Linked DNA regions of Homo sapiens: regions 1 and 3 are each linked to region 2. A link is a contact called in ENCODE Hi-C or POLR2A ChIA-PET data. All regions are on one chromosome and are shown on one strand. The core of a region is the stretch at or near the end of the contact, and the rest is flanking DNA. Distances in the headings are between cores, read along the strand shown.

The links. Hi-C counts contacts between places; a loop is a spot of excess contacts on that map. ChIA-PET counts read pairs that join two places held with the same protein, here RNA polymerase II (POLR2A). Pooled maps may share reads with other maps.
Region 1: a map of PC-9 shows a loop between it and region 2 (2.5-fold over the local background). The contact joins the promoter of HOXA-AS2 here to the promoter of TAX1BP1-AS1 in region 2. A Hi-C loop is called at or near these places in 1 of 168 maps with a recorded cell type or tissue (PC-9) and 1 of 50 pooled maps. POLR2A ChIA-PET finds 5 or more read pairs at or near these places in 2 of 52 experiments (MCF 10A and Panc1).
Region 3: a pooled map shows a loop between it and region 2 (4-fold over the local background). The contact joins the promoter of HOXA3 here to the promoter of TAX1BP1-AS1 in region 2. A Hi-C loop is called at or near these places in 1 of 37 single-sample maps with no recorded cell type and 3 of 50 pooled maps. POLR2A ChIA-PET finds 5 or more read pairs at or near these places in 2 of 52 experiments (MCF 10A and activated naive CD4-positive, alpha-beta T cell).

What each region holds. Positions count from the first base shown.
Region 1 is chr7:27,118,768-27,123,168 of GRCh38, forward strand. It overlaps HOXA-AS2 (HOXA cluster antisense RNA 2), which reads left to right and starts at 3,152. Exons shown (of 4, transcript NR_122069.1): 1 at 3,152-3,259; 2 at 3,700-3,899. HOXA3 (homeobox A3) reads right to left here. Exons shown (of 6, transcript NM_153631.3): 4 at 3,792-3,875. RefSeq lists enhancers at 2,929-4,128, 3,707-4,401.
Region 2 is chr7:27,738,276-27,742,831 of GRCh38, forward strand. TAX1BP1-AS1 (TAX1BP1 antisense RNA 1) reads right to left here and starts at 2,400. Exons shown (of 2, transcript NR_187572.1): 1 at 1,741-2,400. TAX1BP1 (Tax1 binding protein 1) reads left to right here and starts at 1,887. Exons shown (of 17, transcript NM_006024.7): 1 at 1,887-1,994. RefSeq lists enhancers at 1,822-2,684, 1,901-2,170, 2,685-3,548 and a silencer at 2,338-2,570.
Region 3 is chr7:27,149,796-27,154,093 of GRCh38, forward strand. HOXA3 (homeobox A3) reads right to left here and starts at 2,788. Exons shown (of 6, transcript NM_153631.3): 1 at 2,493-2,788. It overlaps HOXA7 (homeobox A7), which reads right to left. Exons shown (of 2, transcript NM_006896.4): 2 at 3,921-4,298. HOXA-AS3 (HOXA cluster antisense RNA 3) reads left to right here. Exons shown (of 3, transcript NR_038832.1): 2 at 1,780-1,886; 3 at 2,499-4,298.

The sequences.
Region 1 (4,401 bases), core at 1,902-4,401, 620 kb before region 2:
ATCAAAAGGCAAGGGGCAGGCCCAGAAATAACTGGCCTGGACAGCGGACTTCCTCACAGCCTGCCATTGTATGGAGTTTGCTAACACCCACACCATACACTACAGACGCAAGAAACACCAAAAAGGCACATAATTACCTGACAAAAGGTTAAAGCATCTCCTCCAAGTCCAGTTGGTTTTGTTCAGTGGGAGCCCACTAGGAAAGATGTGCTTGGCTATAGAGTGGTGGGTCCGGGTTTTGCAAAATCTAGAGAAACCTAGTGCCCTGACTAAACTTGCACTTAAGCATTTCCTCAGTGCACAACTGAGTGATACATGGAATTATAAGTTTCTAAACATAAAAAATATCAGAGGAAATGATCTAATTGCTCTGCAAGAGACCCCCCCCCCCAAAAAAAATAAGAAAAAAAAGAAAAAGAATCAACCTTCACTGGAGTGCCTTAAGTTAACAAGGCAATCTGGGACCCTCTCCACAGGCAGGTCTGTCCACCCACTTTTCCAAGACAATTCTGTGTCCACCAGCAAATTCTCTCCCCACCCCCACACAAGTTCCTATAGAGATATCAACTCAAAGATGAGAAAGAGCCCCCTTCAGAACTCTCAAAATAATCTTGAGCAGAAAACCAGTAGAGAACCAACTGTGCTCAGGAAGAACCTAACTGAAACAAATAAGCTGCTCCCACCCTTGGTTCCACCCCTACTCCTGCCTTCTGCCTGATGACATTGCCCACTAATTTCAACATTGTACCGTTTCATGAGCTGTCTAAAAATCTTCTCTTTTCTGGTCTTAGTTTCTGAACTTCTGAGAGTGCTCTGAGGCTAGTGAGATCCTCAGGCCATATTCTTTTTTTCCTGGAGAATGGGTCTTCAGCTGGCTATGCCTGAGTGTGAGGACTCACTTATAGCAGCTGCAGGAGGCTGTGCATGATTCCTCCCCTTCACTCCTCCCCTGCAGAGGAACAGAAGGGGTCTGATGAAAATGTAAGGCCTTTCATAAGAGAACTTGTTCATGGGTTGTCCAAATCAGAAAGGCAATAAAAGAAGAGACCTAATCCCCTGGAAGCAAGTCCTGGCCTAAGCTGGTGACAATATTTCAGTAAGGTTCAATCTGTGGTGTAGCTGGAAGAGAACCTCCATGTGAACTTTTCCAGCTCCTATCTAAGTTACAAGCTGGAAAGTAAGAACTCCAAGTGAAAACCTGCCTCTCTCAGGTTTGGGGGATAGAGGACAGGAGTAGAAGCTGGTTTCCAAAAAGCGTTCTCCTGACCCCCAAGAACTCACTCCTCTCATTCTTACTGCTGCCTGCCTCATACCCCTCACCAATCATTCACACTGAGCTCTCCAGATACCCTAGAAAGGGACCTGGAGGTATTGCTGGCAAATTCCTCCCTACCCCCAAGTTTCTGAAGAGGCATCAACTCAAAGATGAGAAGGGGCCCCCTTCAAAGCTCTTGGAACAGTCGAGCAAATGAAAACTCTTAAAGCCATAAATTGTCCGGGTGCGGTGGCTCATGCCTGTAATCCCAGCACTTTGGGAGGCCGAGGTGGGTGGATCATGAGGTCAGCAGTTCGAGACCAGCCTGAACAACATGGTGCAACCCCGTCTGTACTAAAAATACAAAAATTAGCCAGGCATGGTGGTGCATGCCTGTAATCCCAGCTAGTCGGGAGGCTGAGGTGGGAAAATCACTTGAAACCAGAAGGCAGAGGTTGCAGTGAGCTGAGATCGTACCACTGCACTCCAGCCTGGGACAGAGCGCGACTCTGTCAAAAAAAAAAAAAAAAAAAAGCCATAAATCAATGAAATAAGTCATTGGTACTGCTTCAGAGAAATGCCTTAACGCCAGCAAAGCTCAGAGGCATCTCAGCTCCAGCCTGGGGCCTCCAAACGGCTGCTAACATCCAGTTAATGCTCCAACTGCTGTTTAACAATTAACATTAATGACTTGGGGTGGGATGGGTGATTTGGTGGGATGAGAAGGGAAAAATCTGAAAAGTCAAAAGACATTTAACTTTTGAGGTTAAAAAACAGCTTCTCTATGAGAGATCTTGGCCTGGGCAGCCTATCTGGGGAACCAGCAGCTGACAGTCCTCCTTTGCCACTCTGCAATCCAGTTTCCTGGAGCAAAGCTACGGGCCTTTTAAAAACCCAGCTGCCAGTCCCTCTTCACTCACTTCACCGGCCTCCAACTTGGCCTGCGCTGGGACTGATACTGTGGTCCTGGTCACCAGAGCCAAAATAGGGGGAAAGCTGGCTTGGAAAAAGCAGGCAACCAAGGGTACACACCGTTAGCCAATATTTGCAAGGCTGTTGGCAGATTAGATATATCTGTACTCAAACACTGCAATCTGATTTCTCTGTCAAAAGTACACTTAACATTTTTGTCCCATTACTTAAATCTAGTGGATTTTCTACTCAGCATCAGGTAAGGCTCTCTTAGCCCACTGTGTGCGTGTGTGTGTGTGTGTGTGTGTGTGTGTGTGTGTGTGTGTGTATGATAGATTCTTATTTAACATGAGATATTTCCTGTGGGTGCAAGTGCAGTAGAGAAATGGGCCAAGTTCTCTGGACACGTGTGGATGTGTATATTGTGTTATACACAAGGCCCCAAATTCCTGCAACTATTTATACATGCAATTGTTCTGTTGTTTGCTGAGATGGAAATCATATACACAGAGTTACAAATTCCTGAAATGTTCCATCTATATTTGATATAAACAGACATACAGTAGCTGAGAAAGTAACACAGCTTGACTATTGCTCTGTTTACCTTCTATTGGAAAAAATAATTGTATCCAGAACACCATATCAGCCTTATAGCACGACTGAATATCATGTTGCAATTAATTAACAACCTGATATCTATTTGGGAGCAAATTTAAGGGAAGACTGGAGGCCTAGGAAATAGAATACAAAATCTCAAAACTTTTTAAAAAGAAGTAATTCCTGAAAGAACAAAGCAAACTCATTCCTTCATACCATGCTTCTGAAAGCTATTCCAGCAGCCCCTCCCCCAAACAGGCATGTAATTTATGGATCTTTTACAAGGTAATAAACCACAGTAATTACCTCCCTGCATCCCAAACTAAGAGGACAAATTAAGTCAGAACTTGAAAATAATTTAAAAGAGTTTTCCCTTGTTTCAAATAGGAAAAGGAAACGCCAAGACATAGAAAACCACGCTTTTCCCGTAGGAAGAACCGATGATGAGCCCTGATGAAAGAAGGAAGAAGACCCGCTGTCTGCGAAGGCCTAAAGGTTAGAAATACAGCAATTTTTCTCATGCCGAAGGAAAGGCAAAATGGTCTAAGAAACTGCAAGAGTGTGATACAAGTTTTCCTCAACAGCGAGCTGGGACTGGCGACAATTTCTTAACTCACAGCCTCCGCAGTCGCCTTAGTCGACAAAGAGAGCAGCCCACGCAGCGGCCGCCGCGCCCGTGCCCGTGGCCTTTACTTGCTTTTGCCCTGAAGTTCAGTGTAGTGGTTTGTTTGGGGCTTGCAGGAAGAAACAAACACACTCCCTCTGACTCTCCACAACCCATCTTTGCCTTCTGCAACCGCTTCTCCTGCCCATCGCTGGTTTTGGGGTAGGCTCTTTGTCTGCCTGAGGCCCCGCACTCGCAGGGCAAGAAGCTTAAAGGAATCCAACTCCAAACTCCTCCGAAGTTAAATATTGACCAGAACCTCTTTCAACAGGCCGCGGTTGCCAGGAACCGTGGAGGGCCAACTCCTCCCAACCGCCCTGGTGCAAAGTCCCACGCGGCGAAGAGTTTTGGAGCAGCGCTTACCTAGAAAGATGTTTAAATTCTGAACCAGGAATTGTCTCCAACTCCAGGCGCTCAGGGAATCGCCTTTTCCGGTGTCCAGGCGCTCTGCAGACAAATAAACAGCAGAAGGTGAATGGCGGCTGCGAGGGAAGGGAGTTGGAGGCCGGGAGTGGGAAGCGAGGCTCATGCGGGCGCCAAGGTGGCCCTGGGGGTGACGCGAACATCAGGGAGTCACCAGGGCACTCGTCCGTGTGGCGCACTCATTGCTCGAAATGTTCCAGTCTACAAATGGTCCGAAGATGGTGATTTATTTTTGTAAAATAAATACATACTCCATCTCCACACCCATACTTTCTCCTTTTTCTTTCTTTTTTTTGGCGGGGGAGTGGGGAAGGAAAGGACATGAAGCAAACAGAGGAAGCTGAGAAGGTGGAAGTGGCTTTGCTGGTGGTGTGGGCTGCTTTCAGAGAGCTCTCTCCTCAGGCACCACAACTTGGAGAATGTGAATGCTTGCTTTATTTTCCTTTCCTAACAAAAGGAAGCCTTGTCTGGGAGCATTCAATCACGGACTCTCCTGAAACCTCACTAATATGTGTTCATTTCTGTAGGCGCGAAATCAGACCCGGGTTCA
Region 2 (4,556 bases), core at 1,150-3,649:
GGGAGGTGGAGGTTGCAGTGACCCGAGATCATGCCACTGCACTACACCCTAGGTGACAGAGCGAGACTCTGTCTCAAAAAACAAACAAACAAAAAACCCAAACCCTACTCCCCCAAAACCCAGAAATTCAATTAAATACTAAGAGGGTATCTATTTATCTTGGTGGGAAAAACTTGGTCTAAAAATTAAAGGATCATTATTAAAATGAATGAAGCAAGCTAAAATTCCAGAACAAATACCTTCCTGGGGAAAATAAGGTCTAAAAATTCAAGAAATAATTAAAAATAACAAAGTAAAAATACCTGTGAAAATGTCCTTTGAGACCAGCCTGACCAACACGGCGAAACCTCCTCTCTACTAAAAATACAAAAATTAGCCAGGCGTGGTGGCTGGCTCCTGTAATCCCAGCTACTTGGGAGGCTGAGGCAGGAGAATTGCTTGAACCCGGGAGGCGGAGGTTGCAGTGAGCCGAGATCGCGCCACTGTACTGCAGCCTGAGCAACAAGAGCGAAACTCCGTCCCTCTCAGGGCAAAAAAAAAAGTCTTTCAATTATGGTTTTTATTAAGCATACTGTTTTTCTGATTTCATTAACTGAAAATTAGTGGTAATTAAAAATGTATTACATATAAATAGGAATGTGATTTAAACAAAGAGTGACATCTCTGACAAATTGTGCTTATAAAATTCACTGCTATGTTTACATTTCTTAAGGGACACAGTTATTTCTACTACCAGAAGGTTGCTACCAGTAACGCAAGTGATAACTTATGTTGATTATTCACACCGTTTTCTTCATCCATAAAATAAGGAGACTGGGACTAAATGGCCTATTAAGGTTCTTCTGAAATTCTATGATCAAGTATAATACCCAGCACAAGACCAAGTTCAAAAATGTCAATACACAGGAAACAAATCAGTCTGTAAATATTGAGAACCTATGTTATCAAAGCTAATGTCTTCTGAAATAACTGGAAGTAAAGATGAAAGTATATGAAAGATAATTTTGAATGTTCTGTATTTAGAATGTGCTTCAACATTTAATGCGATCTAATTTACATATCCTTTCTGGTGCTATTGCAAGGTTTGTCAGGGTTTTACGGCAACAGAAGACTATGATGAATTCGAATGGGACACATTTGCTTCTGTGGAGTTACGATTCAAACTGAATGTCCAATATAGGAAGGCAACATATACAACAAGCAAAAGTGATTTTAGAAATAACAGAACGCGGGAGAAAATTCACACACGGAAAATGATACGGATAACAAAAGCAGGTAACTCACAGAAATGCGGCTAGAAAAGAGGCCTCTGCTGGAGCGAGAGCAAATAGAATCAGAGGGCATTAGAACTGAAAAGCTCCTAGGAGCTTTCAGTGAACAAAACTTCATAGCCAAAAAAGCACACGACTGGGCCAGGAGTTCAGAGACAGTCTTGGTGCTCAGGGGTTTGCAGCCCTAGCCGTGTGGTCACTCCCTTGCTTCTCTGGCTATTTCCTTATCTATAAAATGAGTGGGCTAGTTTAGGCCGACTGAGACGCAGACAGGGATACGGTACTGTCCATGGACCTCTGAGCTGCCCTTTCCACATCGCTGGTGAGTTACTTAAACCTCCTGTGTGTTTCCCCCTTTCGTATGTCAAAATAATAACATAAAATCAGAATGTAAATCCAGACGCATTGTTTTGCTGCGATTAAGTTGAACGAAAATAGCAAGGACGAAGTAAGGAGAGAGCCAGCCTACCCGCGGGATGAGGCGTCCCGCGGCGGAGTGGGCTGGGGGCGTGTCGTCGCGGAGGGGAGCGGCGAACCAGGCAGGAGGCGGAAGAGACCGCCCCGTGGGCGGAAGTGACGCAAGGCCTACTGTCGGCTGGGAGGGGAGGTGTAGCCGGTCTTTGGGGGTAGGCGGTAGTGGCGGAAGAGGTTCGGCGGCTGATGGCGGATCAGGATCGGAAGCCTGCGTAACTTTCTCCCTTGATCCGGGAGTCTTTCCACTGGGTAAGGCGCCTCCCCGGTCCACCCCAGCGCCTTGTGCGGGGCGGCCTCCAGCTGCATCTCTTTTAGGGCTCGTGCTACACCCTTCAGCCCCTGTACTGTAGGGGCCTGGCCGGTCTCGGGAGAGGTCTCTGTGGTGACGAGGCTTTCCTTCCCGAAGACAAACCTTCCTTTCCAGACTGCGATTGTGACGGGGGTGTGGGCGACTCGGATCAGCTGTGGAGTTTTGGAATGGCAACGGGTGGCCGCCCCACGCGGTGGGAGGCCCGTGGGACAGGCCTTCGCGATTTGGGGGAGGCGTGTGGGACGGGGGCCCTTTGGCTGGGGACGAGTGACGCTGGCGACCCCCGAAGGAAAAGCTTCTGGTGTCCAAGGCTAAACTCTGGGGTGACTGTTTTGAGGGCAGTGTGGGTTTTACCGGCGCAGTAAGCTGAGAAAACACGTAGGTCGCGTCCGAGAAGGACGCTGGGGTTTGCCTTTGCGGAGAGAAACCCAGCTGTTTTGGTTTGAGTCGCCGGTGGCGAAGGGGGCGGAGACTCCCTGCGCCGCCTACTTTTGAGGGCCGCGGGCGGAGTTGGCGGTTCTGGCTGATGGCCTGCTTCACCTGGAATCCATTCCCCACCCCGCCCCGTTCGCAAGGTGTGGACTAGTCCCGACCGACTTGCACTCCTGGCTTAGGGAATCTGTGGCTAGAGTTTAGCGTGCGCGCGCGCGCGTACACCTTATTAGTAAAAAATTGAGCTTAGCGTGCGTCTGTGTGGGTGTGTGTACACACCTTATTGGTAAAAGTTTTGTTAGAAAACACTGGCATTTGACTTTAGACATACACAGTGTTAGATTTCCGGTTTCACACAGTGGTTATGAATTGCTATTATGTTAGGCTTTAGATGGGAAAATAAATCTTGATTTTTCAGCTGTCTGCATTCTGCTAATGTTAAAATTTCTACGAGCTGTGCACGAACAATTAATAGTTACAAGTTTGGTGCTCAATTCCTAAAGGATTTAAAGAGATCATTTGAATAGAAACTAAAAGTGGGTCGATCGTCCTCAAAGTGCTTTTCGGGTTTAGGGAAGGAGCTTAGGACAGCCTTTCTCTTTCGTTCTGTTCCTTTCAAGGGTAAACTTGAAGGATTGTTTGATGATGCCGACTTCTAATAAGGTTTTATTTATTTTTCAAACTGATTGTTCAACTTCAAAGAACATTGTAGTTTTTGTTTTCTAGTCATCACGTTCTTTTTTTTTTTTTTTCCTTGAGATGGAGTCTTGCTCTGTCTCCCAGGCTGGAGTGCAGTGGCGCGATCGCGGCTCATTGCAACCTCCGCCTCCCAGGTTCAAGCGATTCTCCTGCCTCAGCCTCCTGAGTACCTGGGATTACAGGCGCGCACCACCACACTGAAGGGGTGGGTTGCCCCTCCACACCTGTGGGTGTTTCTCGTTAGGTGGAATGAGAGACTTGGAAAAGAAAAAGACACAAAGTACAGAGAAAGAAATAAGGGGATCCGGGGAACCAGCGTTCAGCATATGGAGGATCCCGCCAGCCTCTGAGTTCCCTTAGTATTTATTGATCATTTGTGGGTGTTTCTCCGAGAGGGGGCTATGTCAGGGTCACAAGACAATAGTGGGGAGAGGGTCAGCAGACAAACACGTGAACAAAGGTCTTTGCATCATAGACAAGGTAAAGAATCAAGTGCTGTGCTTTTAGATATGCATACACATAAACATCTCAATGCTTTACAAAGCAGTATTGCTGCCCACATGTCCCACCTCCAGCCCTAAGGCGGTTTTTCCCTATCTCAGTAGATGGAACGTACAATCGGGTTTTATACTGAGACATTCCATGCCCAGGGACGGGCAGGAGACAGATGCCTTCCTCTTGTCTCAACTGCAAGAGGCATGCCTTCCTCTTATACTAATCCTCCTCAGCACAGACCCTTTACGGATGTCGGGCTGGGGGATGGTCAGGTCTTTCCCTTCCCACGAGGCCATATTTCAGACTATCACATGGGGAGAAACCTTGGACAATACCTGGCTTTCCTAGGCAGAGGTCCCTGCAGGCTTCCACAGTTTTTGTGTCCCTGGGTACTTGAGATTAGGGAGTGGTGATGACTCTTAAGGAGCATGCTGCCTTCAAGCATCTGTTTAACAGAGCACATCTTGCACAACCCTTAATCCGTTTAACCGTGAGTTTGACACAGCACATGTTTCAGAGAGCACGGGGTTGGTGGTAAGGTCATAGATTAACAGAATCTCAAGGCAGAATAATTTTTCTTAGTACAGAACAAAATGGAGTCTCCTATGTCTACTTCTTTCTACACAGACACAGTAACAGTCTGATCTCTCTTGCTTTTCCCCACACATACCCGGCAAATTTTTGTATTTTTAGTAGAGACGAGGTTTCTCCATGTTGGTCAGGCTAGTGTCGAACTCCTGACCTCTTGATCCGCCTGCCTCGGCCTTCCAAAGTGCTGGGATTACAGGTGTGAGCCACCGCACCCAGCCCATCACGTTCTTAAATTGTAGACCGCTGTTTATAGTTCTCACTGCAGCCATGTTTGTAGAATTAAC
Region 3 (4,298 bases), core at 1,538-4,037, 590 kb before region 2:
TATTTTTTTCTTAAACAAAATTATCAGACAACAGTGATTTTAAGCAAGTTATTATTTAAAATGAAAACAACCGTTTGGAGATGACAATCAATGTTTACATTTATGATTTCCTTTTCATTCCGCCATGTCCCACATAGTGGTGGGTCAGTGTCAATTTACTATTATTATTATTTGTCATGCCTTGACCAGGATTCTCGATCTAATTATTGTTCCAGCTAACAAGAGAATTTGATTTCTCAGCTAAGAACCAGAAAACATTATATTTCTAGCTTCTATAGGCACTAAGATGGAAAAACATATATTACATTGGAATCTTTACATGTTAGCCAAGGCTAGTGCATATCATTTCTCCAACCAGATATTCTCTCTCTCTCTCTCTCTCTAGAGAGAGAGGGCTATTCCGGCAAGAATAGGCACCCCAGACCCTCCAAAGGGCCTCTCCTGCGATGGTGAGAATGGCCACCCCAGGGCTCTCTCTCCTCCCTGCCAAAGCCACGCAGAAAGCGACTTACCTTTCAGTTTCTCTCCAAGGGGGGCAGGACGGCGAGCTGGGCCCCACTGTCTGCCCTTGCCCTGGGCTGCCCATTGAACAGCTCCACCTCTGCCAGCCTGGAGGGTGGTCTGGGAGTATGTAGGTGTGGGACCTTGAAGGCCACCTCGGTCCAGCCAGCTCGCTAGCCCAGACCAGAGCCCAAAGCACACAGGTGCGGCCTCTGCCCTTCACAGCCCTCTCCTGGAGCCAAAGCCGTCCTTCTTTGCCATAGCCAATCCTCCTCAGAGCAGCCAGGCCTACAGGCCTCAGGACTACAGGTAGTCTCTCCGATTGCAGAATCCCAAAGCCAGAGTGTTCCCTGAACCAGCGTGCGCCCCCAGAACGCCTTGGGACGCGCAGTTTGGACAGAAGCAGCCATGACGTGCCAGGCGGCCTGTGCAACCAGTCTCCATGGTGCTGGAGTGGGGGTGGGGGAGGACCCGAGTCTATAACGGCGTCCAGCTCCGGTCAGGGGTAGCCGAGGCGGGGAGATTTCCCGGCCATATAGGCTCTGGGTGATCGCCCCCCAGGTCCCCTTGCGTCCCCCTCTACCCTGCTTGCTGGGAAATCTCTGAGGGGCCAGTACAGCAGTCGCGCCAGGCTGCAAGAGGCGGGCTGCAGCTGGCGCCGGTCCCGGCGACGGCCACGGCGTGGCAGCAGCGAGCGCCAGCACGGTCGCAATAAATAATCGGCCCGCGGCAGCCGCAGTCAGGAAGGCGGCGGACCTAGGATGCAAATGCGCCGCTTTATCCGCCCCGAGCGCACGCAGAGCACGGGCTAACGTCCTAAACATCCACAGCCCCTTCCTATTTATCGAATCCATACCAAGATATTGTCTCAAGTTGGGGAAACAACAACCCAAACAAAAAACAAACAAAAAGAACCTCGGACTCTTTTCTTGTCGCTGTCCGAGGAGTTCTCGGGGCAAATCTGGTCTGATGTGCACTTAGGCCGAGCTACAGTTCGAGCCACCGCGCTACGCAAAGCCACCGCCAGCAGCACGCTCTGCGCTTCCTCCCGGGCAGCTCCACCATCCTCTCCCCGCTCGCGGAAGGTGGGGAGTGCGGTCGCCAGTCCGTTGCGCCAAGGTGGATTGGGGGGTCCCCCTATCGCCCAGACTCGGTTTGCGTCCTTCCTTCAACCTTAGCTGCGGGACCCTGCCACGCGCGCTAACAGCATTATGTCCTCTGCACCGAAACTTCCCACCAAGTAACACCCAATTAATCCCATCCTCTCCTCCAACACAGAATTCCACCCACGCACCTATTCCCCCTCCCAGCGCTTCAGACACCTCTCTCATCGAAAAACCGGGCGAAGGGAAGCCGGCAACGAGCGGAGAACTCTGGCTGAATTAGTAAGTTTTTCTGTTTCCCCCTTCTACCTTTCTCTCTGAAACCAATTCCCACGGAGTAGAAAGTGCTGTGCTGATGCTAATAAAATGCCTGTGGATTAATGCACTTTGCCCTCACCTCTTCCCACCTTCCCAGGTCAAGGATGGTCTCCTCTTGTTGGGGAATCCAACAAAACCAAATAGGGCCATGAATGAAAACACAAAAATCCAAACCCAAAGGGCTGGCGGGGAACACAGTGTGCCGGGCCACTTCCTTTTGGGCTTCACGGGGTCGCTAGGGAAGGGGAGAGAGACGACCCAAGGGATGCTGCCCTGTGCCTTGGCGCTGTGCCACGGAGGGCCGAAGGAAGGCGGGCACTTACTGCCAAGGCGAGCCAGGGAGGGGAGAGAAAGGGAGTGGTGTGTGTGTGTGTGTGCGTGCGCGCGTGTGTGCCTGTGTGTGTGACGTGTGTGGGCTGTAGTGTGTGATGGGGGCAAGTGTGAATGGGTGAGTATGGGTAAGGGGGAGTATGCCCCTCTTAAAGCCTCCCTGGGTGCCCTCTCCCACCGCTACCGCCGCCGGCTGTCGCCTCACCACCTTTGCTCCTATCTCCTCCCCACATGTCTCACCTTCAGACGGTGGCTCCCAGAAGCTCCTGCCCCTCTGACAGCTGTCGCTTGGGCAGCCCGAGAGAAGAATTGTCCTCTTTCCTGGTGCCAGAGGACGCAGGAAATTAGCCAGGTTGCGAGTTGCAAAGCTGCTGCCGCGGCGCCGGGAACGGAGCGCGCCCAATCTCCAGCGGGAGCCGCCAGGCCTGGCCTGGCCGGGGCTTCCCTTCGCTCGCCATCTCCGGACAAAGCACAGCCGAGCCCGGCTGGAAGGCAGAGCTCCGAAGCAGGCAGGACGGAGCGGAGCAAAAGAATGCGGCTCTATTCTCGCAAGGGAAATTATAAAAAAGTTCATGTTCACGGTTCTCATCCACATGACCGACAGCGGCCAATGGAAGGGCCGAACAACTCATAAAGTTGTATTGCAAAGTTGTAAATTTTCATAAACAACAACGGATTTATGACCCTTTCCCCATCACTGAGAGGAGGCAGCTCTTACACCGGCGCCATCTTACCACCGAGGCCGCCCCGACTTGGGGCCTCAGGTTTTACAGACCCTTTTGGGCCAGGTTTTACTAAAAGAGCCATAAGAAGCGGGCCCAGCCCAGGCAGGAGACTGGAGACGAGGTCTTGCAGGCGGAACTCAGGATGCTCTGAGCTGCCCGCACAACCCCTGGACCTTCACCCCTCGCCCCTTCCCCGCATCCAGCTGCCCCAGCCCCTGCCCAGGCTGCGTAGCCTAGCGGGGGTCTGCGGTCCTAGCCCCTCCCCGCGCCACCTACTGCAGTGCCGGACCCTGGGGCCCCCTCGCCTGGTCTGCAGGCGGGGTGGGGACCTTAAATCCCATTTCCTAGCCTGGGGCTGGGTTCAGGGCGCATGCGAATCCGGAATCAGCTCTGGGTAATGCCCCTTTCCAAGCCCACTGCTCAGCCTTAGAGGAAAGTGTGGATTTGAAATTTCCTCATGGAATTGATGGAGGTTTTTAGGTAGATTCATAGAATATAACGTATCTACCAAAGATTCCGTTTTCAAGGGATCTAGAAGATGTTAGTGCACACGCAAAAACCAGACAAACGTCTCTACACGGATAAAGGCACATATACAATTATGCACACAGGGAAGGGCATACACTCTATTGTGGGCACAGAATGACATGCAATTATGGACACACAAAAACACATGCACCCAATTATGGACACCAAAATATATACAATTGTGGAATTAGGTAAAAACACACACACAGAAATACATACACAGAAAAATAAGCACATACTCATACAAATACACACATAAAAATACATTAAAAAGATACATGACACCAATACATGGGTACCCAACACTTGGACCATCACAAGGACAGCCACCCCACTTTTGCTTCCCCACTGCCCCCTGCCCTCCAGCCATACTCACCTCCCCTTTCCCAGTCCCCTCTGGATAAGGCAGTCCACATTTTTCTTTGTCACCACGCATCTTTATTTTCGGTTACATAAAACACAGCTGGGCTGGGAAGTGTGCCTTCCCTGAACCCCAGGATGGAGCTGAGCAGGGTACAGGACAACACAGGAGATGAAGGGCATTGCGGAGGGCATTGGACCTCCCCACCCACTACAGTTAACTCAAGACAACATACCATGCTACAAAGTCACCCCATTAACACATCCTTTCCAAGTCAAGACACTGCCTTACAAATGAACTCCAAGACTATAGAAATGATAAAAAAAAATCTTGTTCAAATATACAGTATCTGCTATTATAGGAAACATCAGGGCGTACATATTTAACACAGCTGAACAGTAAGATACAGGAGCCAGAGGAAAGGACAGCGAA